2 separate regions of the Mus musculus genome follow, and region 2 is linked to region 1. Evidence: chromatin loops called from intact Hi-C (ENCODE). Cell type or tissue: left cerebral cortex. All regions are shown on one strand. Each heading gives the region's core, and the rest is flanking DNA. Links, peaks and the distances in the headings are about the cores only.

Evidence for each region. A loop is a pair of places that touch in the nucleus more often than their neighbours do. Peaks named below come from ENCODE experiments on the same cell type or tissue, not always from the same donor. Only the 100,000 strongest peaks of a DNase experiment are listed, where the experiment ranks them.
Region 2: it touches region 1 in a loop (7-fold over the local background); 2 of 42 quality-filtered maps call a loop at or near these places.

Annotation. Positions count from the first base shown.
Region 1 is chr9:40,547,509-40,563,205 of GRCm38, reverse strand. It overlaps Gm35177 (a long non-coding RNA gene), which reads right to left. Exons shown (of 3, transcript XR_001779340.2): 2 at 5,203-5,309; 3 at 3,351-3,515. It overlaps Gm48277 (a long non-coding RNA gene), which reads left to right and starts at 5,420. Exons shown (of 2, transcript XR_003948096.1): 1 at 5,420-5,724; 2 at 7,537-8,115. In left cerebral cortex, for the core only: no CTCF peak of the experiment used is centred there; DNase peaks (open chromatin) are centred at 5,193, 7,783, 9,668 and 10,305; H3K27ac peaks cover 294 bases.
Region 2 is chr9:40,442,717-40,458,413 of GRCm38, reverse strand. Gramd1b (GRAM domain containing 1B) reads left to right here and starts at 2,650. Exons shown (of 20, transcript NM_172768.2): 1 at 2,650-3,120. The coding sequence starts at 2,744. In left cerebral cortex, for the core only: a CTCF peak has its summit at 6,047 (motif pointing left); a DNase peak (open chromatin) is centred at 8,320; H3K27ac peaks cover 404 bases.

The DNA of each region.
Region 1 (15,697 bases), core at 4,673-12,672:
CAAACCAGGACCCCGGTACATAGTTAAAAGCAGAACTGCAGGACCATCTGTTAACATCTCGAGGAAGGACCATGCTGTCTGGCTCAGTGACTATAGCATTCAACATTCCTGCTCACAACACACAAGTTCCCAGTTTTCCATACCCATGCTAACACATGTTACTTCACAGGTCCTTTTTAGGGGTGGGCCTTGTAGTTGATATAGGGTCTCATGGAACCCAGGGTGGCTTCAAACCCAATGAATCTGAGGATGGCTTTGCACTTCTGATAGTCCTGTTTTTGTTTGCTTGTTGTTGTTTGTTTGTTTGTTTGTTTGTTCTTTTCGTTTTTTGAGACAGGGTTTCTCTGTGTAGCCCTGGCTGTCCTGGAACTCAATTTGTAGACAGGCTGGCCTTGAACTCAGAAATCTGCCTGCCTCTGCCTCCCATGCTGGAATCAAAGGCATGCGCCACCATGCCCTGCTTGTTTTTGTTTTTTAACCTCTCAAGTACTCAATGTTCTGTTTTCTGATAATAACCATGCTAGCATGTGTATAGCTGTACCTCATCGTAGTTCTGGTTTGCATTTTCCTAAATACTAGAGAAAACATTTTTTCCTGGACATATTTGCTGTTTGTATGTTTTCCTTGAATCTAGCTGTTGCTGAGTGGGTCGTATTCTTTTTAAATTCAATCACACAAAGTATCTTAGTCCGTTCAGGCTGCGATAACAATATGTGACACACTGAGTCACTTTCAAACAGTGGAAATTTCTATCTCACAGTGCTAGAGGTTGGTGCATCTAGTCAGATTTGTTATCTAGTGAGACCCTACTGCCTAGCTCATCTGTAACTTGTATCATCCGCACATGGTCCTGATGGGTGACAATCCCATCAGAAGCCTTTTGCCTCACAGTTTTTTTTCAAGATCATAATTTTTATTATACTCTGAATAAGGCTGATATTTAAATAGCAGAGGAAATGCCTATATAAAAGGTTTATAGAACACTCATTTACATACTGGATATGTATTCTTTACAATATAGAATAGTGAAAACTGTGCTAATAGAAAAGACAGATATGGTGACATTACAACATCTTTGACACTGAAGATAAATGCAGTGTGGCTTTTAACATGGATACAGCCCAACACTGGAAACTATAAGACCGTTAATGAGAAGGTTAATGGGACCCTGGCTATATATTGGAAGTGGTGGGACATCACTAAATTTACTCATAGAATAATGTACTAACTTGTGCCCAACCAGTTCGCCTCACAGTTTTATTCCTTCCTGCTCTGGTTTGGATCTGACTTGGCTGCATCTTCTAAGAGTTCATATATCGAAAGCTTGGTCCGAAATGTGGTGACGTTAAGAGGTGGTGGATCCCTTTAAGAGGTGGGTCTTGGTGAAATGCTGGGTTTGGAAGAGATGAAAGTAGTTCATATGAGACCCAGTACTAGGTCTCTTGAGGGAGTGCTTGTATCCCTCAGGGTTCTCTAGAAGAATAGGAGCAATAGGATGCATATAACCATAAGAAGGAACTTATTAGACTGGCTCACATGATCAGAGCCTGGCAAGTTCCATAATGGCCACTTTTTGGGCTGGAGAGTGGAGAAAACCAAGCTCCAAGAAGCTTGGAGCCCTGAAACAAAAGGGGCCAAGGATGCAGCTTGTTCTGGAGTTCTCTGCAGCAAGGCTGCCAGGGATCATGAGAGGGAGAAGAGGCTGGCATTTGACACCATCCCCTATGTGGTCTTAGCAGAGTTGGCATGGCACTGGTGCAGGTCATACTTAAACCTTCATGATTGGGAGCTGAATAAAATATGAGCTTCAACATGAACATTTTATTAAAACAATGGAGAGCAAACCAAATGTCCTCCTATCCTCACCAAGGCTGCATGTTAGAGGTTAGGTTTTACTCTGCGAATCTTGGGAAGACCCATGGATTCATGATATAGCAGAAGCCAAACTGGTTTACACTGCCGTGATTCAGTTTAAGTGTCTGCCTTGGCTGTATTTTGCAGTTCCAGCATCCTGCTTCACTTCATAAAACAAGAGTGTTCTGATGGAGTGAGCAGGAGAGCTTAGCCTCAGACACAGAAAAGATCTGAAAAAAGCAGAAAAGAACAAAAACCAGATTAGTCATTTCAAAGTCCCTTTCCATGGAAAGCAGGAATAGGGAAGACAAAACGATGAGAAATTAGCTTTTGTAAGGATTAAAGTTAATGAGGTCTCATTTGTTGCCTGCCTTGGGAATTTCTGCTGATATCTCTTTCTCTCTTGATTTCTCAGGAGCTCAGATAAGAACATAGACTAAGTTCAATGACAGAGAGTGATTGAATGGCTGATTTCAGTTTGGTTTTTGACCATCTTTTTTTTAGGACTTCATAAAAAGCTAACTCTGAAACAATGGCCTGAAATTTTCATTTAACATAGGTAGCTGTATATGCTCAGAACAAAAGTTTTATGGAGAGCAAAGACGCTCACTCAGAAAAGGTGTGGGGCCTATAAGTGTGAGGTGTGTACAGGAGTTTCCCTTATTGCCTATGGGGTAACAGGTCCCCAGACCTTAGCATAAGTGATGTCATGTTAGACCATTTCTACCTTAAAACCTACCATGTGGGTCCCAACACTTGTCAAAATGGGAGCAAAGACCTAATCCACTAAAGACCCGGCCTATCATTCCAGGATCCAGGAAAGTCCCTCAATGTATTAAACTTGCTTTTGGACTTTTGTAATTCTGCTTCTTGCTAAATGAACTGTGACAACCAGGATATGGTTTTGTCCATAAAAGAAAAAGAACTGTAAGGTTTGGGCTGGGTGATTTGGGAAAGTTCACCGTGTAGCCATTAGCCAGCAATAAAGACTTTTTTTTCCTCTGCTTTAAGACTGTCTCTGTGTATTCTCCAATGGAGTTAACATTGCAACAATAGAGCAGTGTTTAGATTAGCATTTGGAGAATCTGAGGACACTTGGGAGTCCTGTACTTTCTGAGAGACAGATGTAAACAGGATAATAGATATTCAATGAGGTAGCATTGCGGTCTGTGAGTGTTGGAAGGATGAGAGGGTCTTTCTAGAAGCCGGCAGAATTTTGAGGGATACCAGCACAGAGTGGAGGGTGGTGTGTATAAATCTAAGTTTGAGGAGTTCTTCTCACTTTTCTTCTTTTTCCTCTTCTTTTTTTTTTTTTTTTTTAATCAAGAGAAGCCTGAAAAAATGCAGAGGTTGGTCTTATCCAGGGTCAACTTAACCCAAGAAAGTTCCAGCAGCCCACATCGCAAGCCAATCACCAAGGACCAGGCAATCGGAGCCCTCATTGAACAGGTCTGAGTCATGTTCCCACAGGCTCAGCCTCATCCAACTTACACAGACACAAAGGAGATGCTTGCCAGGGAGAAAGTGGAATCTCTGCATTCAGAAGAAAAAAGTATGTATGCCAGGAATCCCAGAAGAGCAGGAAGCCTCACGACTCAGCTCCACACGCTGTAGTGGTTCCACCTTTGGGAAGTTACGTTACACCTTCTCTGCTTCTGCTCCTTCCCCTCGTTAAAAAAACCCAAAAGAAAGGCCAGTGAGCACGTGGGAGCCCGTAAGTCGGTATCTGAGAGAGACGGAAACACTGGACAGTACTACCTTCGAGGGGTGCTGAGGTGTGCTAACTGCTCTGAAGGAGCCCTCTGTTTATAGGGAAGTAGAAAATAGAGACCCACAACCAAGACACAACAGCTGTAAGGGTGACTTCTCAAGGTCTTCCCTCAGTGCAGGAGTGGTAAACTCCCATGCCTGACTCGCTGAGGAGGCTCACGAAGGTAAGGAAGCAGAATCACTTCTAGCCAAGGACTGGAGCTCACAGTCTCACTCAGCATGGCAGCCACACACTCTGCAGCAAATTGTTGGCCTCCAGGAAAGATGGTCCAGACATTTCCAACAGAAACTGGTAATCTGAAGTTTTATATCAACCCCTCCCCACTTCTTAAAAATGCTTTGGAAATTATTATTATTATTATTATTATTACTTACTTACTTGGTTTTTCAAGACAGGGTTTCTCTGTATAGCCCTGGCTGTCCTGGAACTCACTTTGTAGACCAGGCTGGCCTCGAACTCAGAAATCCGCCTGCCTCTGCCTCCCGAGTGCTAGGATTAAAGGCGTGTGCCACCACGCCCGGCTGGGAATTATTTTTTAATCAACTAATTTATTTATTGTGTGTATGTGTGTTCCCACATGAAGATCAAAGGACAACTTGCATGAGTCAGTTCCCTCTTACCACCATTTGGGTCTTGGGGATCAAACTCAGGTTGTCAGGCTTGGTGGCAGGCTCCTTACCCTACTAAGCTAACTTACCAGCCCGTGAATTCTTTCAAACCAAACACAAAACTACTGTGTGGACCAAGCAAAGCACATATACTGTCCATTTTCTCCCTGTGAGCTCATCCACCAGCCGGGGGCCTTGGATTCTGGACTCCTTCTTCTAAGAATTTGAGTCCAGAGGTCTTGTTGGCCCTCACTCGTAGATCTTATTTATTTCTCTATTATCCCTTCTTCACACTGAAACAAGGCTGTGGCTACTACAGGATGACGGCGCTTGGATCCCACCCAGCTGTGTGGACTTGGCCAATTTGCTTCAATCATTAGGAATCATTTGCTTCACCTCTGTAAACAAGGAGTGTGGAGCTAGATGGTTTATTAATTTCCCACCAGCACTATTATTTTATGACCTAGAATTTTAAGACTTCAAGCACTGGGCATAGACATACTTGCTTGTAATCTTAGTTCTAGGGAGACTGAGGCAGAGGATAGCAAGGTCAGGGTTAACCTGGTCTACGTAGTTAGGCTCTAGCTCAAAACCAAACTTTAAGAGACAAAGTAAATTCATTTCCGGCTGGGTGATCACGTTCTGTTTCAACTAAGAAATGGCCTTGAGGAAAGTATAATGCTTGTACTGGTAGAGATTGTGTAGAGAGCAGGAAAAACAGAAATGGAAAATTTTTAATATAATTATCATATTTTGAAAAATTACCATATTCTTGGCAGCATGCTAATTTTCTTATACATATTATTCCCTCCAGTTCTCACAATTCTGAAATATAAAACCTTACCCTGATTTCACAGTAGAGAAATATTTATAGAAAGACTAAATTTCTTCTTGAACTCCACCCAATTTGTTTGTGACAGAATCGCGATGCCAACCTAGACATCCCACTTCCAAAGCCCAGACTCTCACCGTGCTGTGGAGGAAACAGTCTGAGGAAGAGAGCGAGCGGGGGCAGCAGCCAACTCCTTTGTAATTGTTACATTTGTCAGTGCATTTTCCACTCCTTGGGTGTTGTGCTAGGCAATATGAAAAACAACAACAACAAAATGAACACAAAGGGGCTTGACCTTGGGGAGATAATCTACTGGAAAAAAAACCAAACATATTTAAAAATCACCATAGCCGATTGCTTCCCAGGAGATATACAAGAGCCAGTGTGCCCTTTGAGATGTGGTTGTAACATCTCAGCAAGAGGTGGAGCTTGCCCTTCCCCTGGACTCTAGGTTTGTCTCATGACTTGTTTTGGTCAACAGATTGTAGTAGAAGTGGTATTACTCGACTTTTGGGTCTGACCCTTTAAGAGGTTTGCGGTCATTTGTTTCCTTTTGTGGCAGGGGCTCATGTAGCCAGGCTGCTCCTGTACTCCCTGTGAATTAAAGCTGAGAATTGCCTTGAGATCCATGTATTTTCTGCCTCCATCTTCCAAGTAAGGTATCGTCTCTTTATTATTTTTTTTCCTCGCTCTTAGAAGCCAGACACATCAACACAAACAGTCTGTTTGGGAGACTTAGCCAGACTCAAGCTAGTCTCACCATTTCAGATAGGGCATCAGATATAAACAGATAATTTTGGGTCCTCTTGCTCCAGACCATTTGCCCCTATCAACCCCACGAACACAGGAAACAAACTGTCCCTGCAGATGCCTGCCTCAATTGCAGATGCTTTAGCCTCTAAGAATGTATGTTTTTGTTTTAAATCTCCACACCTTGTGTCAGGTGTGATTACTAGGCCTTGTAAGTATATATATAGTCTTTCAAAAGACAAGAGTTGGGCACCTCGAAGGAGAGGATGGCTGAGGATGAGTGAGAGGAGTAGATATAGAAACCAGGGGTTGGGCCAAGCTTCAAAGACTCCCCTTCATTAACTATCCTGGAAGGAATTCCATTTGCTGGAAGCAAGACCCCACCCTCACACAGCGTGCAGAAGCCTCACTTGCTCTTATCTTGGTTTCTTTTCTTTCTTTCTTTCTTTCTTTCTTTCTTTCTTTCTTTCTTTCTTTCTTTCTTTCTTTCTTTCTTTCTTTCTTTCTTTCTTTCTTTCTCTCTCTCTCTCTCTCTCTCTCTCTCTCTCTCTCTTTCTTTCTTTCTTTCTTTCTTTTTTTCTTTCTTTCTATTTAGGTATTCTCTTCATTTACATTTCAAATGCTATCCCAAAAGTCCCCCTTACCCTCCTCCACCCAGTACCTACTTGCTACTCTGGTTCTCATTGTTTCCTTCACTTCTCTATGGGTCTGAGTACGCAGGGATAAGGAACATTGAGCCTTGAGTCATTCAGGCACTGAGTTTGTATTCCAGTGATGCCTGACTCATTTATTGACCTTGAACCTCAGGGACTGCTAAGCATGAGTATTTCCAGCTAGTAAACAAATGGCCGTTTCCTACAGGGCTGCTGATGCTCATTCGCTCCACATAGAAATTACACCTTGTTGGGCTCAATAAATGCTAGGTCCCATGCTTTAGATCTTGCAACTAGAGGCGATGTTTTTTCCTCTTCTTTGTATCCCTAAATCTGAGTTAAATATTGACCATGAGCATCCAATAACTGAGTGTAGTTGGATTTTCCAAATCCACCTTTGCCTGTGGAGTTATTTGAAGGAGTAATTTCTGATGCCCCTACCTTTTTTTGTTCACTAAAACAAAAATATTTCCAGGGAAGGTGGATTCTGAGTTAGTTTTTGACAGCCAAAATATACAAGAAAGTCTAAGTTGTACAAAGTTCAGAATCAGGCAGAATTGCTCTGCTATGTAGACTGGCAGCAAAACGTAAGCAGTGATTTTGTACAGAAGGTTATAAATGCTTAATCAAGAGTCTCAGGCTCGTGATCCTATTGCCTGCTCTAGGAAGCTGCTGATATTTCACATGGAAGAATGAAATCATAAACTCTGAACTTTTATGATTTTTACTGGTGATAGTGGAAGTGTCTAAAGAAGGGGAAAGATTTGAGGTAGAAGAAAGAATATGAGACATTTGTCATAATTTTGGTAGGAGAGGGGAAAAGCTGGGTGAGGACAGGTTACTCAGACTACAAAGAAACCAAATGTGGGAGACACAGTAGAGTAGAAGAGGCAGGACTTCCTGATGCTGGGAATGACATGGAGAAAAGACCCAAAGATAACATCTTGGGCTGAGAAGATGTGCCACGGATTGGAGCATAAGGGTAAGATTTGGAGTCTTTAGGATAAGGGGCCTTTTTGTTTGTCATTGAGTTCACCTTTTAAATTCTACCTTTTTTGCGTTCTGCAGTTTCCCGAGTGCAGAAGAAAGATGATTACAATGGTAACTGGTTCTGCAGAATGTCCCCCCACAGGATCTGAATCCAGAGAAACCACAGCATTGAGGGTGTTGAACAGTCACTGCAAAACGAGCTCCCTCTCCTCAAAGCATCAGGAGAAGAGAGAACCCAAAAACGGCCTCCAAGCTTAATTGGGGGCGGCTGCTTTCAGGGGGTGATGAGGGATTGCTGTGCTGCTGACTTCCCAAAGTGACTCAGAGCTCTCTGCATAATCAAATTCCCCTGAGGACTTGGACACGTTCTTCGCTGACAACCCACTTCTTCCTCCACCTCCTCTCTCTCCTTCCACAAATCTAGATCAGGCCCAGGGATCTAGGGCACTCTTTGATTTTTAAGAATGACATCTTCACTTCTTTCTTTACATTTCTGTTCTGCTTCCATCACCTGTCTAATCCCACCCTAGGCCACTCGATCAACCAACCAACTTCTCATAAGCATTTCCATTATTCATCCAACAACTATTTTTAAAGTGTCTTCTATGTGCCAGATACACTGGCGGTGTGCAAGTAAATAAAGTGATTTTTCAATGATGACATGTGTTTTCCTAGGAGCTGACTACTCAAGTTCACATATATTATAAAGAATAACACAGGACAAATGATAAATATTTTTGTGGTTAGGAAATAAAATGATGCTCTATCAGCTTCTGAGGACTAAAAATGTCCAGGAAAATGGATATTTCAGGCTCCATTATCATAGAAGGCAAAGAAGTCAAACCATACTGTAGGGGGTGGGGTGGGGGGTGGGGAAAGCATCTTCAATAAATGCTGCTGGTTGTCTGCATGTAGAAGAATGCATATTGATCCATACTTACAACCTTGCACAAAGCCCAAGTTCAGGTGAATCAAGAACGGCAACATAAAACACTGAATACAATAGATACACTTAATATAACAGAAGAGAAAGTGGGAAACAACCTCGAACACATCAGCACAGGGGAAATTTTCTTGAACAGAACACCAATGACTCAGGCTCTCAGATCAACAATTGACAAATGAAACCTCGTGTAACTGAAAAGCTTCTGTACGGAAAAGGACACTGTCAATAGGACAAAATGGCAATCCACAGATTGTGGAAAGATCTTTACCTACCCTACATTCAACAGAGGGCTAATATCTAAAAAATATAAAGAACTCAAGAAGTTAGACTCCAAAAATCCCAAATAACCCAATTAAAAATCGGGGTACAGAGTTAACCAGAGAATTCTCAGCAGAGGAATCTCCAATGGCCAAGAAGCACGTAAAGAAACGTTCACTATCCTTAGTCATTAAGGAAATGCAAGTCAAAACCACCCTGAGATTCCACCCACACCAACCAGAATGGCTAAGATCAAGCACAGCACATGCTGGTGAGGAGGTGGAGAAAGGAGAGCACTCCTCGGTGCTTGTGACTTACACAGAGCTGATGGTGAATGGACATGGCGTGTCTGAGAAATACAGCTAAAACCAGGCAATTCAAGAGATGGGTGTGTGTTTGAGTGGAACACAGAATGAAGTTGAATGAGTTTATTAGGAAAAGATGAGGAAAAGTCTTTATAAGCAAATCAGACTAACTTAGATGTGAGTCTGTAAGGAGGAGGAAGATAGTGAGACCATGTGTTGGGAAGGACCCCGAGAGCATATACTGTGGTGGACCCTGTTGAGAACAGTACAGAGTTGGATCTCAAATGTGGGGCACCATTGTTCCCTTCTTCTTAACCCTTCTCAGAGTATCTCTGGAGCATGGTTTGCCCTCTGTGATGGACTTTGGGAAGACAAAAATCTAGTGTGTTCAGCAGAGCAGCTGAGGCAATAAGGAGTTACATCAAACTCATGGGTAGAAGATGAGAGACTTGAGGACTGATGGGCAAAACCTAATAGCTGAAGTATTTAGGAGGCCCAAGTTGGTAGAGCTGGTGCCAACCATTTCAGGAGAACCATTTGACTTCCTTATGAGTCAGAATCATCTTTAGGATACAGTGAACTGTCTATTTTCTAGCATAAGTCTTGTGAAAATGACACACATACTAGCTGGGCCACTGGAGTCACTACAGTTTGAAACATTTCAAATGTGAATTTCTCGATTCTATGTTCCCAAGCCACTGAGAGGGGGAGAACCATACCGGGTGTTTATGTTCACTGTTTCACAATACAAGCCTTGACCTGGGACCCACAGTGTTTATCTGAGACGTAATTTATATCTGGAAGACAACCTCTGCTTCTCTGTCATCGTGTGCCACCAAAATGCAAGGTACTGGCTCAGTTCACAGGGTGGATGAGATGAGCAGACATCATAATGAAAGGGAGAATCCAGTTAGCAAAGTGTGTTTTGTTCATTTTGTTCTGTTTTTGGACAGAGAGCACATTTTTTTTTATCACCAAGGGGGAGTACATGAGAGAAGGCAGGAAGAAAGGAAATTTATAATGTGGTTCTAAGTGGTTTTATCACATATTTGATTAGCTCTCTGGGGGAAAGATAAAAGCTTAATCGGATCATTTAAAAAGGCGTACACACAGAAAGAAGCCTTGCTTAACTAATAATTACAAAGTGTATCTGAGATGGAAAGTTTCTCTTTGCCTTGAGTGGGGTGATAAGTACTATTATTATGGGGAAACTCAGGTTATTACGGCGTCCATGATGGCAACATGACTATGATTTGCAAATGACTCCTTGTTTTCAGCCACTACATTCTTGGGAGTTCAGTTCACTAAGCGTGTACTCTCCCCACACAGCCATTCTATTCGCACACCAGCCTTTACATAAGCGCAGCAAGGGACTCACAGTGGTGAGCCGAACACACACTCTCATTATCCCTTGTTTCGTAATTCCCCATAGCTGAACTTAAACTTCATCCCCAAAGTTCATCATGTATGTTTTAATCACTAAATCCAGCAGGGTTTTTTTTTTCTGCACCATTTTATTTTTTCTGTCTGTCTGGAACATTTCACAGCACTATTTTGTTGAAATTTTATGGTTTTTAATTCAGCTTTTTGGATTTCTACATCCTCTCCCTCCTTCTTTGTTTTTTTGCACAACCATCTTTTATATATTCTTAGCAATTTCATACCTGTAAACAATGCATCTTTAAGGGGGGGCTCTGCGAAGATTGTGGCCAGCAGAGTAATGACCCTTGAGAAGCAAGGAAGCAGTTCAATGTTCAACATGACTAAGCAACCCATGTTGGTTCAAACTTCAGGAGTCTGACCCTCAGTAATTTATTTTAGGAATATTTAAGCACAGCACAATTGGATAAAAACTTTCCTGGTGATAATTTACTCAATTACATGTGCACAATAAAAACATCATTAAATCTTGAGGAACAAAGTAAGCTAATATAAACAAATAAAGCTCAGATGTGACTACATCTGACCTCTTTGCAAGGTACATGCGTCACCTTCCATAAAGATGAGTTCCATAGATTGACTGAGTCAGACAAGCTTATGTAAGGGTCTGGGGGAGAACTCAGAGTGACCTCTGGCCACACAGATAGCACAAAAGTCGCCAAGCTAGAATGCATGTTCACCCCCACCCTTCTGGTTAGGTAACAGGTTATGTATTCCTTCCCTTGCAAGAACATCTCAGTGTGCTAACATTCTCGTGTGCTTATCTGTGAGTATAAGGACCTCTTCCTTATACTCACAGATGCTTCCTACATGCACCCTACATACCTTGATCATATGCATCCTATCTCCTCTTACTCCTTGCAAAAGCCCCAATTCCTCCCTCCTACTTCTGCAGCTACCCCAATATACCCTTCTCCCAGCTTCTTGTCCTCTTGTTTTTGTTGCTGTTAATAACCCATTGAATCCAATTAGTGATGCCTATCAGAATGCTGATTGGTCTTGTTGGGTTGATCTTGTACAGGTAAACATAGCTACAGTAATTTCATGGGGGTTGTCATGCCGCCTGTGGTGGTTTGAATGAGGATGGTCTCATAGGCTTATTATATGTTTGAATGCCTGTTACCCAGTTGGTAGAACTATTTGGAAGGATTAGAGGTGTGGCCTTGTTGCAGGGGTGGTACTGGGACTGGACTTTGAGGTTTCAAGAACCTATGCCATTCCCAGTTAGCTCTCTGCCTCATGTTTGTGGATAAAGATGTAAAGTCTCAGGTCAAATCTTCAGAGCCGTGTCTGCCCACATGCTACCGTGCTTCTTGACATGATGGTCGTGGATGCACCCTTTGAAACTGTCAGCCCCAGATTAATTCTTTCTTCTATGAGTTGCCTTGGTCATGGTGTCCCTTCACAGCAATAGAAAAGTAACAAAGACACCATAGCTGAGAGACAGCATTTCTGAGCCATATTCCTCACCCTGACTCTTCCATGTTGTCCCCTGGGTCTTTGGGGTGGATGTAGATGAACCATTTAGACCTGAGTACTCAATAGACACTTATTCTCAGCACTTTGACCAGTGATGATTCCACCTCAACTGCTGAGGACTACAGAGAGCAGTTTCTCTGGTCAAGTTGTGGGCAGCACAAATCTATGGCTGTAAACATTTAGAACTCCACTTTGACAACATATCTTGCAGCAAAACAATAGCATGTTCCTCCCTAGGGCCCAGTCTTGGGTTTTTAACCAGCATTACAGTACCAGGCCTGAATCTCTTCCCATGGAACAGGCCTTAAACCCAATCGAAACACCGTTGGTTATCCCTATACTGTCTTGCCACTATTGCCCAGTGGCTACACCCTACTTGGTATATCAGCATTGCAGTATTCTGAGTTGGCTGCAGTGGTACTACTGATGCCCTTTCTCTTCTAGCAGCCTATGTAGCAACTTCTAGCGCTAGTAAAGCTCTCTCCTCTTCTGCCTCTCCTTTTAATTCCCTAATGATTCCTCTTCTCTGTACATTATAGAGACGAGTTTCCATTCTCCGTTCTTTGTCCATTTTTTTTCTCCCCCTCACTACGTACAACGTTAACTAACACCTAAATGTAGATGATTCCTTGGAGAAAAGAATATCCACTTTATTTATTTCTGGAACCTTTACACCCAAACACATGTCTTACATATGGCCAGAGACAACAGTTTGGATGACCTCCCAGGCCCATGTGCACAGCTCTAATTGATGTTCTTTCAGATCTCCAACTCTCATTGCTCATTTCGACCAGAATCTTTGCAACCTCCAGATCTCTAACATCGATTTAATCATCTTTAATAAGTTCACTTGTCAGAGAGCTGCGCTCTTGTAATTACCTTCCAGCCGGGAGAGAAATCACTTGTCTCCCTTCTCTGACTTCCTTATTTCTCTTATACCCAAAGATTTAAATCCATTCTGGACTCTTGGCCCTCCAGCTAGTGTCCTAGTTCTACAGATTTTCCTCCAATGCCTTTGCCTTCCTTTAAAATCCTTTCTACTGTTTATTGCCCTCCTTCAGCACTCATTCCTACTAGCTAGAATTACAATTATTCTTCTAAAAGATATTCTCCCTAGGAAGAGAATTAAATGAAGACCAACTTCTGTTTCCATGACTTGCTTGTTATACAGGTTGATTGTTTAATTGTCCTGAAACAATACCTTTACCATACATTGTCTTAGTTTCTTTTCTATCTTTTGATAAAACACCATGTCCACACAAATTAAAGAAGGAAGAGTTTCTTTGGGGTTTCTTGTTTTTGAGGGTAGAGGTCATTATCATTGTGTTGGGAAGCAGGCGGGCATGCTGCTGGAAGAGCCGCTAAGTGTTACATCTTGATCCATAAACAGGAAACAGAAAGAACTAACTTGAAATGGCATCAGTCTTGTGAAACCTCAAAGCCAACCTCCAACAAGGCTGCAGATCCTAGTCCTTCCCAAACCGTTACACCTACTGTGGACCAGTGTTCTAACATATGAACCGATGGAGGCCATTCTCATTCAAACCACCACATACATCAATCCAAGTTCTCAAGTTTTTAAATATTTTATGATGATAAGAATATAACATAGCAACAACAACAACGTTACCAAATATACTCCAAATACCTTGACTAGTCTTCTGAGCTGCAATATTAGGCTTGTTCAAGTGTGCTTCCATTGTCCGTTTGAGTGTTTAGTGTTTATATATATATATGTGTGTGTGTGTGTGTGTATTGCTGTGATTATATTCCATTACTTTCCAGTATCCTTCTTCTTTTCCCTCTGAACCACTTTTCCCACCTAGTCTCCCAATGTCTATACCATTAGAGAAAATGATACCCCTCTTCAACCATTAACAGCCATTAGCTTATTAGGAAGGGATGGGGCCTCAAAGGTATCTCTATGGCTTCCACAATGCTTATACCTACATAAACATCCTATATTGTATAATTATGGATGCATTTACTACAAACGCTGATGGACTGCCTTTTATTTCATTCATCTTTGAAGCTCTGTTAATTACATATAATGGCCCTGATAGCTAAGAGATAGATGCCTGAGGATTAGGAGTACAGCTCAGTGGGAGGACAGTGGTCCAGCATGGACAAGTCCTTGGGTTCCATTCTTAGAAATATACAGACACAAAGACACACAGACACAGACACACACACACAGATACAGACACAGATACACACAAACACACAGAGGCAGAAAGAGACAGAGAGACAGAAAGACAATGAGAGAGCGCTGATAAGCATTGATATATAAAGAGTGAATAAGGAAAGCAAAGTTTATAGACTGTAGACTTTATCCACTTGACATTGTTTTGTTAGGAGTGGAGTGGGTGGGAAGGAAAGGGTTTATTTGGCTTATACTTCCACATTACTGTTCATCATAGAAGGGAGTTAGGGCAGGAATTTAAACAGGGCAGGAGCTAACGCAGAGGCCATACCAGAGCTCTACATACCCACTTATTCTATGAGAAAAAAACATGACTAACAACATAAAAACCCCTGAAGTTTCTGTGCCGTTTTCTCAGTTTGTAAAGGATTTCATTTGACATTTCCTTAGAAGAACCCTGCAAAGCTGGTCTGTGATAGTCCATATTGTGTAGATGGTTAGACTGATGTTTGTCTTTGCAACAATTCAACAACGAGGAAGCATCAGAATAAAGGTTGAACAATTAAAAAAATAAGTGTCAGGGTCGGAATACAATATTTTGATAGCCCAAACATTCCAGAGACAATGGAGCCCGGAGTGGATTCTCGAGAGACTGTCTTCAGGCCTACCTGAAGCACACCGAGTGGCACAGTGAAGAGTACTTAGACTAAAACAGCAAATTGCTGGGCTGTACTCTTATCTGCTACCAAAAATGTTGAGTCATTGGGACATTTATTTAACTTTCCTTGGGGCTCAAAGGATTTTTCAAGGTGACCTTCAAGGTTCCTTCCTGCTTTAAAACCCTTTAACCAGAGGCGGCTCCGGGATCCGTGGTTTAGAGGAGCAAAATGTATTTCAGGCGTTTCTGTTACAGACACAAGTTGAAGATCACAAGTGCAGTTCTGGGAAAGGAAGACACACTAGGAAAGGAGGGCAGCAAATAATTCTCACCCTACGGACAACACTGTCTGTTGCTTTGTGTCCAAACCTGGCTCTAGACCTTTGTGGGAAATGGAAGGAAGTTCCGTTCCCTTAATTATGAAGCAAACGCTGGTTGACTCCTCTCTTCCTCTACTCCCTTCAGAAACATGGAAGAAATTGATTTGGTAACACTGATCAAAGCAGATGCGTACTTCCCCACCCCGGGGTTCAGAGAGGAAACCAGAGGAAAGTGGACTTTGAAATCTGCTTCCAGACTACCCTACATTGCATTTTAATTTCATTTGTAAGGATTTCACCTTTTGCCTTTGCTGGGCTGATTGGATAAAATTAAATTACATCTGGAGGCTCTGTGTGACAGAGCCATCTTAATCACTCGTTTGTAGATCTCTCAAGGCCATGGGCTGTCTGTCCTCCGGTAACTTCCAAGATTGCCTCCTACTGTGACAGAGTCTGAGTTCGGGTGTCTCTGATGTATAAATAGACGGAGGGCTTTCTTAATAGCAGGCTTTCTAGTCTGCCTGCCAGACTGTTGCTGAACTGTGCACACGTGTACAACGGGGACCAGTGTAATCACTCCAGTTTCAGCTGTCCATTCATATCAGAAAGTTGATCATGAAGAACTTGGAACATAACAGGTCCCAACAAAACTTCGCTGACCCGGCTGACCCAGTTGAGCCTGCTTCCTGA
Region 2 (15,697 bases), core at 3,856-11,855, 100 kb after region 1:
AAAACGAGGCTCCAGGCAGAAGTGAGCGAAGGAGAGGATCAGGCAGGGATGAGGGATGCTCCTGGAATCTGCATGTGAGAACCTTTTAGATTTGGTCCAGCCGAGGTTTTACCTTAGACCAGAGGAAATGTAAGCAGTAATTCTCCACCACTTCTGTGCCTGAAGCTTAGATTAAATATTAGAGGATTTTAGGTCCAGACTCGTGGGCGGGACACCTGTCTGAAGTGCACTGGAGGAAGAAGCTGGTGGTTCATCTTCATTTTGAGGCTATGAATTTAAATTGAGAAGGCCTATGGCAAGTGTGTGTGTGTGTGTGTGTGTGTGTGTGTGTGTGTGTGTGTGTGTGTGTTGTACCTTTTCTTTCTTCAAAGAATAACTGGTAATGCCCTGTTTTCCTTGAGCAAGAGAGACTCTGATCCCTTATATCAACAGCGCATCTAAGAGGCAGGTTCTCTGGGAAGCTGTCAGACCCTCCTGCAAAGCCCTCCTCCACGGAAAGGATCTAAGACAGTGAACAAACTATGTAGATCCCTGACCGACTCTGAAGTTAAGAGACACCGACCATCCTCCTGGTCCAAGCCGGAAGAGCTTTTCAGGTCTTTGCCAGGCCTGACACCTGATGACTAGAGCTTTCTCCTTTCTCTGCCACCGGGAGTTAAAATAGAGTGATAGTGAATCATGTGCAAGCCAGCAGCCGGATGTGAAGGGTCAGGAAAGGGACTGATACTCTGACATCGCTTAGGGTGAACCGGACCTTGGCCCTTCACCAGATGCACTTCCTTTTTATTCACAGCCTCAAGGAGGTTGCATAATGAATGGCAGGATGTCTTAGCTTCCCATGTGTCAATGCAGGACATGACAGACAGCTGTTACCTCAGATGTCTTATTGACCTGTAGGGGTATATGCTATTTTAAAGTGGATTTTTTTTTCTCTTTCTCTCTCTCTGACTAGCCCTGGCTGTTCTTGAGCTCCCTCTGTGGACCAGGCTGGCCTCGAACTCACGGGGATTTGCCTGCCTCTACCTCTTGAGTGCTAGAACTAAAGGTGTGTGCTACCACCACCACCAGGCCTGAAGTGGATTCTTATGACCTTTAGGGATGTGATTTTTATTCATCCAAAGGGAAACTGGACTAACAAATACCGGCAAAGAGAATGGGCCAGATTGTGGGCCATGTATTGGGGTCTTTGTTATTCCTTTCGGTCTCCCACTGAAGAGGCAAATTCCTTGTTTGGGGTGGGGGTCGTTGAGTGTTAAACTTGTACCCCAGCAAGCTCAGTCCAACACAGAATGTCTTCCTAAAGCAGATCACTTCTACATCCCACCTCTCAGGGTTCACCTGCCTCTAGCACACTGATATACTTGGCAGGACTAGTCCATATTTCTGTTCAGAGGTCTGAGGCCACAGTAAACGGTGTGACCCAACCCATTCCCCAGCAAGATGAAGCAGCATCACACAGTCTCAGGAATGTCCAAGGATGCACTTGACTCCCTGGAGTCTCTGAGGGTGGTGCACCGGCTAACTTCTCTCAGCCTCTTTGCCTTTCACTTATAATCGGGCTATAGTTTTGGCCAGGCCACACACCATGTATCCAGTATCTTTCCCTTAATGGTCCTGTGTGTCCTGTGTCTTTCCACCCTATCGTGTGTCTTTGTGTCCGTGTCTGGTGTCCTCAGCTTATTCTACAGAACTGTCTTTTCTTCCCAGCTTGCCATTTTGGAAGCAGCCTCCAGGAACTTTCCATTTTCCTTCTGATTATGTATGCCCTGTCTTCCTGGTCAGCACTCCAAACAACTCGGAGAACGCGCATTTCTTAGGAGAGAGATTTGGCTGAAAAGTCACCCAGTTTTCCTTCAACCCTGTATCTTGGGTGGTCTGCGAGGGAGGGCTAAATCCATTGATTCCCCTCCCCCAGGGGAAAAAAAAACAGGGAGTTTGCTAACCAGAGCTGCTTAGCCAATCGTTGCCTTGAGAAAGTTTGGATTGTGCTCCTATTTCATTAGGCTGATTGGAGCAGCCTTGACTCGGAGGTATAGTCCCTCCCCAAGGGATTCCGTGTACAGTTACAAGGCTGTCGCTGGCTGTCGCTGCCTGTGCGTGTCCTTTCAGGCTAGCAACCCACTCCCTCCTCAGCCCCCACCCCCCTCCACCTACTCCACCTTTTTTTGTTTTTATCTAGTGTCTCCCTTGCTCTCTCTCTCTCTCTCTCTCTCTTTCCTCTCCCTCCTACCACCGCCTCTTCTTCCAGTCCTCCACTCTCCTGCAGCGCCAAGCCGGCTCCCCAACGCAGTCGGCTGAACGCAAACCACTGAGAGTTTGCTGCGCAGTTCCCTGGGGTCCGGGGCCGCCGAGTCCCGCTAAGGCAAAGACACCGGCAGAGAGAGCAAGCGAGCAAGCGGGCGCAGCGGAAGACAAACACACGGGCACGCGAAGGGGAGCCCCAGGAGGGCAGCCGGGTGGCAAAGCTTGGCAGGCGACTGTCACTGCGTCCCGGGTCGCCTCTTCCCTCGTCGGACTGAGCGAGGAAGCGCGCTTCTTAAAGTTCTAGACCGCAGGAGGCGGCGTCCCCTTCAGTCCCCTCCTCGCGGCGCTCCAGGAAAAGGAACTTGATCTACTGGCAGGCTCGAGCCTCCCGCTGAACGTGAGAGGGGATAGTGCCACGGGCCCCAGGGTAGGGAGCCGAGAGAGGAAGCCTCGAGCCAGGCTGCAGGCGGAGGGCACGGAGCAGCGGCCAGGGACCCCGATGCCGGCGGCCAACATGATGGAGAACCTGCAGCTGCCCGCCCTGCAGGTGCCAGAACCTCAGGGCGCACCCGAGGGCAGCGCGGTGTGGTCCAGCTCGTCCACCCCCACGCTTCGCCGCCGGCGCTTTAAGATGCGCCGGATGAAGAACGTGCAGGAGCAGAGCCTGGAGGCGGGGTTGGTAGCCCCGGACCTACCCGGCGTCCTGGCCCCCGGCAAGGAGTTCCTGCAACTGCCGTCCATTGAGATTACGCCCTCCAGCGACGAGGACACCCCGTGGTCCAACTGCTCCACACCCAGTGCGTCCCCGCGCCGAAAACGCTTCCTGCTCCGCAAGTGGCTGAGGGTGAGGGAGCGGAAAGAATGCAGTGAAAGCAGGTAGGTTCCAGTTTCTCTCCAGCAGTCTTCCCCTGAACCTCTCGCCCCTCCCCAGGGCGGTCTAGGACCCTAGGGCATTCTGGTGGAAACTTCCGGGATCAAAGAAGGAGCTTATCGCGTCACCTTGGCGTCTTCAGGCACTGCCAGGGCACCAGGGCTACCACACAGCCTAGAACTAGGGACTTTACATTACTTGATGTGTTTGACATAGGTTCATGCTGCGTTTCATTTCTTGACCCTCACAGCAAAATGGCCAATACAGTGTTATCTTTTATTATCTCTTAAGCCCTTACTGTGCGCAGACTACTGTCTGTGGTGAGGGCTTCACCTGAGGATGGAATTTGGAGAAATTAGGTAGATAGTATTAGGCTATGATTCCATTGTACAGGTGGAGGTGTCGGGAGACTAGTGACAGAAGTTTAAGTGACGCCTCCACATGGACTTCCGAATCCCATTTCACTTTTTGTCATTTTCTTTTTCCTACACTACCCTGCTGGTACAGGTCCATGTTGCCTATGGAGAGGTGACGTATTCACATTTTCTACCACATCACGGACACATCTCACGATCGATCACCGTGCCAGCTTCAGTTTTGCTAGGGAGATGTTTGCTGTTCACATTCAAGAACTAGCATGAAGCTCACAGGGTAATGTGTGTGTGTGTTGCTTCAGGAAGTTGCCCATGGTGGCATGGAGTCCCCGCTACTCATGGATACCATGTCCCCTCTTCAATTTACTTCTGGACTCGGGGTATGACCATTAGCAGAGGTCTGTACTATTAGAGGGGGCGGGGTGTTGCTGTTATTGCTGCTGGTGGTAACTAATGGGAGTTCATTCACCCTATCATTTCACTTTCGTTCATTATCACTTATTGAGTGGGTCTCAAAAGCTCAAAAGTGACACCAGCAAGTGTGGGGATCTTGAGGGGGTCTCCAGGGTATGAAGGGGTGTGGAAGCTAAGCTTGATAGGACACTTTTAAAAAGTTTGCCTAGCATACAGGTGCCCCTAGCACTTCCAACATAAAATAAATAAATAAAGCTGTGTGGCACCTGCTTGTAGGCCTAGAACTCAGGAAGAAGAGGAGGAGGATCCTTGGGGTCTGAGATACATGGAGGTTACACGGAAAGGTTGACCTCTTAAAAACCCCAAACCTAAATGAAACCAAGCCAAGCCAAGCCAAATCCGAACCAACTAACCATATAACGGAAGCAGCTGAGACATGCGAGTTTCATTCACACGGAAGTGATGGAGCCATTGGAAGATTTACACTCTGTCATCTGTAGTCACTGTACAAGAAAAGGTAACCTTGGAGATGTAGGAAAAGGCCGAGGAGAGAGGGGCTCAAATGATGACAAATGAAGCTAGGAAAAAAAACAAAACAAAAGAAAACAGTGACATGAGCATGAGGTCAGGTGCATATGATGGACTTAGGGAACAACGTGGCCAGAATCAACAGAAACAAGCATGTGATGTGTCTTTGTGGAGGTACTGAGGGCCTGGGCTGGGGTAAGCAGGAGGTCTTTCCTGATTGCAATGGCTGCACATGTTCTCCCAGCTATGGACCTTGGGGGCAACAGGTTTTTCTCTTCAGGCACGCCACCCTGTTTCCCTTTTGACAGGGCAAGGGAAAGTGAGGACTGGTGGGGGCTAATCTCAAACTAAACTGTGACTCAGGTACTTTTCCCTCAAATGTGAGAGACCCTGAAAGAGGCACAAGTACAGACAACAACATGGAGATAGTCTTGCACTGCTGGGTAATGGAGGCTGGTGGAACCGAGGAAATGTAAGGAAAATGGTTCTGATCTTGAGAGTTGTTTAAAGGTATGGTAGGATAGTTTTTGTTGTTGTTGAAGTGGGGAGGATGGTATTGGAAAGAGGAAGTTTATTTTACCTCCTGAGTATGACTTAAGACAGTTCTTTTATGTGCTTGTTTATTGGGTTGGAAGAAAATGAGCATCTGCTCATCCTCTGGTATCCATGGAGGCTGGGCTCATCCTCTGGTATCCATGGAGACTGGAGGTTGGGTCCAGGTCGCTCTGAGGTCACCAAGTTGCTTATAGAAAGTGGCATATTATTTGCTCAACCCATACATATTTTCCCACAGATGTAATTTTTCATTTTTCTCTCTCTCTCTCTCCCTCTCTCCCTCTCTCTCTTTCTCTCTCTCTCTCTCTCTGTGTGTGTGTGTGTGTGTGTGTGTGTTTGTGAGTGTGAGTGTGTGAGTGTGTGGAGGTCAGAGGATAACCTTCAGGAATTGATTTTCTCCTCATACCATGCAGATTCCAGGACTTAAACTCAAGTCCTTTAGGCTCAGTAGCAAGTGTCTTTGTCCACTGATCGATCCATCTTGATGGCCCATGCTCTCATACACTTTAAATCCTCTCTAGGTAACTTCTAATACCTAGCATCATGCAAATGCTATCTGAAGATTGCTGTACAGTATTATTTAAAGAACAAGGATAAGGACATGAAGTCTGTTTTGTATGTGCATAGAGGTGCACGTCTGTAATTTGTGCACTAGGGAGGGCTGAAACAGGATGATTGGTAACATAGGGCCAGCCTGAACTAAAATAAACATCTAGTGGGAATCTAGTCTAAAATAAAGTCTAAACCTAGTCAGTATAGTTTTCCTGCGTTCTTTCTATCTGTAATCCATTGAATCTGGAGATACAGAACTTGGAGATACAGAAGGCCAACTGTGTATGTACAAAAGGGCAGACTGGTCTGGGAATGTAGGCGATCCTTGCCTATATAGTGAATTTGAGACCAGTCTTGGCTAATTGATGCTGTACCCTCTACACACAAAATAACCAATACAAAATCAGAGCCAAACTCAGACAAAACAACACGACCGTGGCCTATGCGCCCACCCTTGTCCATCCTGTGTTTTCACTGTCTGGTACCTGCCCTCTTGTGGTGACCCATAGATGTTCACTGAAGAAATGCCAGTAACGAGTAAGTCTATTTCCTCTTTCTGAAGTGAAATCCTCCTTATTCACAAGTCTGAGAAATTTTTAGGGGAGGGGGAGATAGCTCCAGAGCTGAGGTTTATAAGATAGATTTATTGAAATATGATTTAGCTGCCACACAACCTGCAATCTCCTGGGTTTGAAGCTCAGAGTCTACATCAGCAATAGAGGACTTGCAGACGTACTACGACCTGTAGGATAATTAATACCTGATATTTAATACCAGGATGAAAAGAAGTATTTAATCCAATTTTTGTAGTGATAGACGTGTACATGCATCCCCACAGTTAATTTTAAAACACCTTTTATCAGCGTGCGCAAACACACACACACACACACACACACACACACACAGAGAGAGAGAGAGAGAGAGAGAGAGAGACAGACAGACAGAGAGAGACAGACAGAGAGAGAGAGACAGAGACAGAGACAGAGACAGACACAGAGAGAGAGAGAGAGAGAGAGACTCTCACACAGCCATTCCCTTTAGTTAGCACCCATAAGCTCCATCAGCTTTAGGTATCCACTAATCTGCTTTTTAAAATAGAGAGCTGAATTTTAAAAGAATAAATATCTATTGAAGATGGAAGGGGATGACCATTGTACTGTTGTCTGTTTTGTTTGATATAACAAAATGCTCGAGACTAGATAATTTTATTCATTCATTCATTCATTCATTCATTCATTCACTTGTTTATTTAGGCAGAGTCTCATGTATCCAAGCTTGGCCTTGGACTATTGATCTTCTTGTCTCTACTCCCAAATGCTGAGATTACAAGTGTATGTCACATCTGGCTTCAGTTTCTTCCTATACAAAGTGGAATCAGCTCAGTGCGGAGCATGTGCAGGTTCTGAGCAGTGAATAACTTGATGGGACAAGCTCTTTGAATAAGTACTGTTACAAACCACCAACAACAATAAAACAGGAAGAAAAGAATTAATAACCGCACGTGTCCCCAAATCTCTTGGTCAGGAATGGTGGTGGTAAAGGTTTAAAAAAACACAAACTGAGAGGTTCAGGGTCTCCTGAATTCCGTGAGAAAATCGGGGATCAGGCAATGCCATGTCTCCCAGGATGTATCTTATGAAAGGAGAAAGACAGCTGACAAGTGACAAGTGAATTGGGCCATGCGAAACTGCAGCCTGTCTTTCTGGTGAACACAGAAGAATTTCTTTGCTTGTCTCCCTTGGACACAATCCTGACTATGATGGTCTAGATTACCTCTCACTCAGCCATCCTGCACCCTTTTCTATGGGACAACCTTACCCTTAGCATCTGCTCACAGGCTAGCAAGCTAGCTACTAGTTTTTGTTTAGCTCCACATCTGACCTTTAGTAATGGTTTGCACCAGTTCTGCCCAACCTGGTGTGTTAGCGTAACTCTAGGGGGCTGTGCTAACTGGATGGCGGTTTGCAGGTTTATATCTTTGCTGTTTATCTTGATTCTCCGTCTCTCTGACAGTTGGAGGAAGAGTTGCTTCAAATTTCAGGCAGTTTGCAGGGAGCAGGGTGAGCTTGTTCATCCAGACGTCTACTCAATCAGCCTCGATTTGGTTATTCTTTATATAGTTATCTATTCAGCCCTGCTCTGTGTGGTAGAGAAAAAAAACTCTCATCCCTCTTTAACACAAAGCAACAAATCCATGCAAAGGGACTGTGAATGGTTAACGACGTACAACGTGAGCAATCAACTCAGGATAGGGTTAAGAAGGGAAGACTTCTACCCGTCCCATAATTCCTTGAGGCTGGGAGTGAGTCTTATTTTGTGCCAAGTTTCCTGCTAAGTGTCTTAAATACATGATCATTGTTAATCCTCATGACAAACCCGTGGGGTAGGCTTCGTGGGGGGAAGAGGCTGCGGTAGGAGAGATTAACTTGTTCCTGGTCTAACAAGAGCAAGGCTAGGAGGTGAACTCTGTGCTTGTGCCAGTGCCGAGTTCTTTAGAGTTCTGTGCTACTGGCCTCACATGCTTGAGAAGGTGTAGGTGTGGAGGAGCTGCTTGTGCAAGATGGGTATTCACAAGACAGGGGAAGCTGCTGGGCCAGTTTGGGTGGGGAGGGTGGGGGTGGGAAGTACAGCTGCGTGTGGGTGACAATGATGGTTTAGGTGGACTCCCCCAGAAGAGGCAGCCTGCCTTTGCCTATAGATGTGGTTTCTAGATTAAAATAGTTTATGGAAACTGAGACGTGGAGATGGAGCCCCGTGGGCTGATTTACGCTGGCCTGGTTCCTCTGTGGGAGTTGGTATTTCTGGAGTTTCCATGTGGTTATGTGCTCAGCCAATCACAGGAAACCAGGATGGGTGTGGGGTAGAGTAACCGGTGATAAATCCCACCCCCATCTTGGTTAGTTCTTCCCAGATACTGTGTATCCCCCAGTTGCTAGGCTAGTCACTGATGGTTGCTTCTGGTGTGCTCAGTTTTCATTAAGGCGCCACAATGGCTAAGCTGCCAGTGGGGAATTTTCTTCCTGACCCTAGTGAGTAAGCTGCCAGCTCTGGAGCAGGTGTTCCGATGTCCACATGGTTGCTGGGCTGCCGTGTGTACAAAGAGCTTTAGGTAGACTGAGAGGCCTTTCTGGCACGGTCTTTCTGTCTTCTTAGGATCTCCCCCTTACAGACCAAAGATGTGTGTGACTTACCAGGCTGCCATGCATCTGGTGGGAAGGAGGACATAGGTTTTAATTATCTTGGGGGGCCCAACAACTTCAAAGATGGAGGGGGCTTCCCTCTCTCTGGGGAGAGAGTCAAAACCTCTCTCAGGAATACAGAATGAAAATCAAACCTGGCCTTTCCAGTGGGAGAAAGGAGACAGGATGCTGATGCTTTGAGCTGTTGGAAAGGGCCTGCCACCCCATGCTCCCAATAGCAGTCACATGTCACTTCTAGAGGCAGTATTGAGCTGGTGGTGTATCTCAATGGTAGAGGGCCTGTTTAGCAGGCATGTAGCTATAGGTTCAACCCCTACCCCCATACCTCATAAATAAATAAGTGAATAAATAAATAAAATAGTGGGGTAGTATTGATTTCAGATGTTTTCAATTGTGTTTCTAGATTTTTGAGTAAAGTTGAATAGTTTAAAAGTGCTAGAAAAATATGTCTGTGCATAGCTAAGGCTGTTGGTAGAAGACAGTGATTAAAAAAAAGACCTTGGGGTATTTCTCTGGAGGACCCCCCCCCCAAAGAGTTTTTGTTCTTAGTCATGGGGTGTGAAGCTTTCTCTGTTTCCTGTGCATTCTTTGACAGAGCCAAGACTCACATTGTTCACACCTGATCTGAAGATGAGATTTAAAAAAAAATGAGGTGACCTGACAAGCCATAGTGACTTATAAGCTGAGTTTCAGACCTGTGACCTGTGAAATCTTTGTCAGCCCCTAACTGACTCTGGCATCTCTAGAGCATTAGGCTCTTTTTAGGGCTTTATCCTGATAGCGCATTGCTCCAGTCAGGCCTATCCTCTCCTCTGCCTTGAGGTCTGACCACTGCTGTTTGCTGTTTTGCTCTTCCTGGTTAGTGAGTTTAGCCATGAAATGATGATGCAGAGAGAAGGAATGAGAAAGATAACAAGCTCTTTCCTCACTTTCTTTTTCAACCATGGTAAAAGAATTTGTCTGTGGGCCCAGTTTGGGTGTAGTATAATGAGGTACACAGGTCACTTCCATAGCGCCCTGATGATTGAATCCTGGTTGCTATGTCAGAAGGAAGGGCACAAAACAAGCCTTAGGTCTTCATCTCTTGCTATTTTGATACTCTGCTACCTTTGGATTCTGCTGGGTGTGAGCCCTTGAACCTTAAGAAATGTGAATAAAATGTGAGTGTTTACAGTAGCCTGCTGCAAGTAGTTTGCTACAGCAATGAAAAAAAAAAACTGAGTCAAACAGTGAGCATAGCAGGATTTGTCCCAATAAGGAGGAAAATGCAGCAAGACAGTAGATGGTTAGTCAAGTGACACTTTTTGTTTGTTTCAGACAGGGTCTCTTGTAGCCTAGGCTAGCCTTGAAAATACTATGTAGCAGAGGATGGTTATAGACTCCTGATGTCCCTGGAGTCACTTCCTGAGTGCTGGGATTACATCAGAAAGTACAAAGTATGCCTAGCTTCTCGCTCGCTCGCTCTATCTATCTATCTATCTATCTATCTATCTATCTATCTATCTATCTATCTATCTATCTATCTATCTATCTATCTTCAGATAGGGTCTTGTTTTATAGCCTCAACTATTTTATTCAGACTGTTCTCACACTCACAGGCCTCCTGCCCCAGTCTAGAAAATGCTATACAGATGTTTGTCACTATGTGCAGCTTAGTGACACCTTTTTAAACAGCTCTCCAAGGGTCTTCAAACTTGTTGTAAAAGAAGTCATTTTAAATACTATATAAAGTCAACCATCATAGACAGTCTAATAAAATAACTAACTAATTGTAAAATTTAGGGCAGTAGGAAGTAGGAAAATAGTTAATAATCTTGACCCTCAGTGCCATATTATTTCCTGGTATTCTTTTTTTCTTGTTCAGTTTTTCAATGGGGGTGGGGCTTTGGGGATTATGAATCCCCCTCTATAATAAATTCAGGTGTATCGAGGGGGCTCATGGTCTGTAAGACACTCACTGCTGATTCTGTGGGTTTTCAGACAGCCTTGACTGGAACCTGGGACAAAAGCTATGCATGCCTTGTATGATACTACAGGCCATCCCTTGAGTTTGCCTCAGGGTTTTCTTGTAACAGGACTGCAGCAGTTCAGAGCCAGTGGCACATCTCTCAAAGCCCGTTCAGTCAGGAGTAACTAGCTTGGTTAACTCAGCGCTGTCATGTGGAAGCATCTCCCAGTGGAGGCCACTCACATTTGCAGTTTTCTGCTTGACTTAACAGACTCCAAGGGCAGGAGTGGCCTCAGCAAGGTAAACCTTTGCCTTCTCAAGTTTCTGGCATGAGTGAACCGAGCACAGGTGTGACCCCTTCGTTTGAGCCTCTGTTAGGTGGCTGGTGCAGTATTGAATTAAGATCATCATATGGCCCCATGGTTTTCTCTCTGTGTCACTGTTACTTCTTCATCTGTGCCCAAAGGTTTTGTAGAAGGAGCTTTGGGTTCAGTCATCATGATGGTCCACACTTCTGGCTGTAGTGCCAGTCAAGAGGTTCTTCTCCTGTGTCCCCCATTTGTAGGAGGTGGGGTGACTAGGGGGCCATCTTGAACAATAGGCAACACAGCTGCATTAATTGTTGTTTAAGCCAGAGTTTCATGAATCTCGGGCTGGCTTTGAACTCATTATGTAGCTGAGAATAACTTTGAACTTCTGATCCTTTTGTCTTAATCTCCCTGGTGTGTCCCATTTTTCATGGTGCTGAGATTAGAACCCAGGGCCACCTAGATTGGAGACTACTGAGCTATATCCTCAGCCCTGGCTGAATTTACACCTCCCCCTCTGTGTGTGTGTGTGTGTGTGTGTGCTTCCTCCTCCTCCTTCCCTTCCTCCTCTTCCTCCCCTCCTCCTCCTCCTCCTCTTCTTCCTCCTCTCCTCCTCCTTCTCCTTTGTGACAGGGTCTATCTATCTTATAGTCCTAGGCCATCTTGGAACTCACTATGTAGATCAGGTTGGCTGGGACCTCTCAGAGATCTACCTTTCAAGAGCTGGTATTAAAGGTGTGCACTACCACACTCAGCTTTATCTGTATGACTTCTGTATCAGGTAGGGGGAAAAAACATTGAGATTGTGTGAGGAGAAAAGAAGAAAGATGAAAAGAAAAGTCGAGCTATGAGTGAGTAGTTCGGGGCTGTTGTGTGGTTGTCTGACCTGGGTTTAACTCCTAGCTCCAAAGACATCTGCTATGGTTTGACTGAGAGTGCCCAGCACTTATATATGAATCTTTATCCCCGAATTCATGTCAATGTTGTTGAGAGTTCCAACCCATAGGATGCAATTAGGAAAAAACATGTCACGAGGGTGGAGACTTCATGATGCCTGCCGCTGATGACTTTATAAGAAGAGAGACACCAAAGCTAGGCTGCTTACTGTCTCACCTTGTGGTGCCCCTTCCACCTGAAAGGAAGCATTAGGAAGACCTTCAGCAGTGTGTGCTGCCATGGTGCCTCTGTAGGCAAGACCCAAATCAAACTCTGGCCATCATAATTATCCAGGCTTGTGTATTCTGTTCTGGCACTAGAAAGCAAATTATCAAGCCAGCATTCCTCCCTGACTTTCTTTCTGAGGTCTGCCATAAAGGGACACAACCTACCTGGCGGGAATGTCCCCTTCGTTCCTCTGTTGTTGACTGTAAGCACAGATTCATGTTCTGTTTCTCTATAAACCCACTGCTCTGAAGATGATCTTCCCCTTCTAACTGTCGGGTATTATGGGCTGCTAGGTGTCTTTTCTGTTTTGAATAAATGGTGGTTGGTCTTCCAAATTGGAACAGGGTCTTCTGTTTCAGTTCTCTCGTGGCACCCTGGGCATTGGCATCTCCCAGCATTTATGTACTCCAGAGTCAAAAGCAGTGCCTATTCCTGATGAGACCCATTAGAAGCCCTCTATGGCTGCCGGCATTAACCAGCCTTACCAACTACATGCACTGTCTTTCTCCAGAGGCTGCTGCTACATAAACCATCTGCAATCTCTATCTCTGTTGTTGTTCCCAATATGGGCCCCAGAATAGGCTCAGTCCATCCCTGCCTTGTTGCAAGATCACCATGTCTACTTATTTCATGGATCCAGGTGGCAGCCATGGATGAACACACATAATACTTGTTGATTCTAGGCACCACCTGAACCTGGATGGGCTTCTTCTGATGCCATCAAAGTGCTCTACTTTAATAACCTTGCAAATTCCCACAGTGGTTTCCATAGGTTTGTGGCCTGTCTAAATCATCCTTTTCTTCATCAGGTTAAGTTCTATTGCCTTTTTACCTGACTGGGGGCCAGACCAATGACCTAAGCACAGGAGATAGATGCCACTGTTTAATTCTTTAACTATTGCAAGAAAGAAGACAAAAGAAAACCAAAACCAAAACCAAACAAAACAACAACAACAAAAACAGCATATAATTTGGCCTGTGCAGCTGCGTTGCTTTTTCTTCTTCCGTCTAGAGTGGCATCCTTCCAAACAGGATGTTTTGTGTTCTTCTTGGAACGGCCATGCAGAGTGGCAGCAGGCCTGTGTTGATGGGGTGAGAGCCATTTGTAGGGCACTGTCTGAGTGGTGATAGGCTTAGTAGGCTTTCTTGCAGTTCTAGAGTCTGTCGGGGTCGGGGGAGCGGCTCCCTGCTCATTTCTCCTTGTGGAGTCTTCAGGCAGCCTGATCTTGCCTAAGTCATTTGAGTTCTATAACCTCTGCAGTGTCCCATGGGTTCCTGCTCCCTTCCCATGGGCCTTTGCAACAGTCAAGTCTAGGAACAGCACAGAGATAACCTGGAGGCCATTTGTCCGTAGTCACACTCCTGTGTCACGTGGGCTTGGAGAGTCTGGATCCAATTCGTATTGCTCAAAGCACAGAGTCCCATGGCTTCTCTCTCATAGTATGAGGTGTGAGAAGCATTTCTCAGTCTTCACGAGGTCTATGTGTATAACGCACTCAAGTAGAACAGATCAACTACGTCACGTAAACCCTCTCTGGAGCATACCAATTCTCCTGCAGGGCTCTTTTTCTTAGCAAGGCAAATGTTTCCCAGACAGACAGAATTTGACACACCTTTTTTTTTTCCTCCTCTGTTCAGGAGACCTCTTTATACATCCTAACCTTTAAAATTCATTACCCCTTACAAGCTGATGTTCTCTTGTTCTGGTAACCCTCACTAGAGTTTCTTCAGTTGGATGCTACAGAGCATGGGGCTCCTCAATCGAAGAGTTACTTCCTAGCACTGCTGATGGTTTAACTCTTTATTAAACGAAAACTGTAAGGCTACTGGGGAGGTTGTTTAAGGGTCATCTTTGCCCATTAACCTGCCTGCCTGCTCCTGATATAATTGGTAATACTAGACCACTTTATCATGAAACATTTGGTTTCTTTCTCTCAGGGGCCATTCTTCTCCATTTCTGTCCACACTGTGCCATCATTGGAAGGGCCATTAGCTCAATCTCTGTCCTGGTCTAGATCGACCTCAGTATGGCTCTTATACCTGACTATGGCCCAAGGAAATCTCAGATTTTTAAAGTTTCCCCAAACTTTAAAAACTGTTCGGCTAAAACAGGAGACCAGTACAGAGCGCTGTCTTTGGCTTACCCAGCCTTTCAGAGTTCTGTGTTCACACCCTTGCTTCAACCTCATTAATGCCTATTTTATTCATTCCTTTTCCTCCTGTCCCTCTAAAGATTTACATCCTATTCAAAGGACTATTGGGGCTCTCTCCTCCTTTGTTCTTCTTTGTTTTACTGTCATCTCTACTTCCAATGCTAATTCCAAGTCTGGCCACCTATTCTGACCCAACAACTATAGGCTTTGAAACCCACCTTGGGTTCAAAGAACCTAATTTATGGATTTTTTAAAAATTGTAAATGATGTAGATGAAGAGGTATATAGAGTATATAGAGTTGAGTGTGGGGTAGGAACATATAACTTGAGGATGGGTGGGTGGTCTCTCTTATTCTTTTTAGGTGCAACACCCTTCCAGAACTTTAACAAGTTCAGTAACCTGAGCAGGAAGTTCAGGGAGTTGTGTTTGTCTAAGATGTTAGTGACTTTGATCTTCAGCCTCCTCCCAGCCTCCACTTCTCTTCTGATAGTAGATTGATCTAGAATTCTACCTCTCATATCTTTTTCTTTGCAGTGTCTTCCCAACCTCTTCCTCCTCCTCCTCCTCCTCCTCCTCCTCCTCCTCCTCCTCCTCCTCCTCCTCCTCCTCCTCCTCCAAGTTCTTGTGTAGCCAAGGCTGGCCTCAAATGCACTGTTGAGGATAAGATTAAAGTTCTGATTCTCTTTCCTCCAACTCCATAGTGTTAGGATAACAGAAACTGTGTCCAGTTGATGTGATCCTGGAGCTCAAATCCAGGGCTTCTCTATGTTAAACAAGCACTCTATCAGTCCACATCCCTCTGATGTTTAATCACTCAGGGTTCTGAAAGACTGGGCCAATACTGAGGCTGTGCTCATTAGCATCAATTCCAGGGTTCTCTATCCCAGGGTCTCATTATCAGTAACAAAAGATCTATCTCTTTAGAGAGTCCAGGGCTTTTAAAGAGGGAGCATCAATGGTTATAGTACATGCAGCTCAGTGTCTGGAGAAGCCGGGAGGATGAGCAGCCTTACCAAAGCAGACAGAAGAGCCCTGCCAAGTGTTTACACCATTTGGCCTTTGTTGTGATCTTCTGCCCCCCAGCATGTCAGCCAGAGCCAGGCTGACCTCCAAGCAGTCGGCTTGGTCTAGCTAACATTGTTCCAGGCTGGGTCATTACACTCTGAGGCTCTTTTTGACCTTTTTCATGAGTCTCAGGGTTGGATAGAATGGCAGCAATAAAGGTTATTCTGAGCAGGTGGAACGTCTCCAGAAAACAGTCCTTAGCTCAAGTACTGACATGCTCCTGACACCCGCGTCCATGGTGAACCATGCCTCTCTGACGTGGGAAGATTGACCCACACACACACACCAAAAAAAAAAAAAAAGACAACAAGCACACAAAA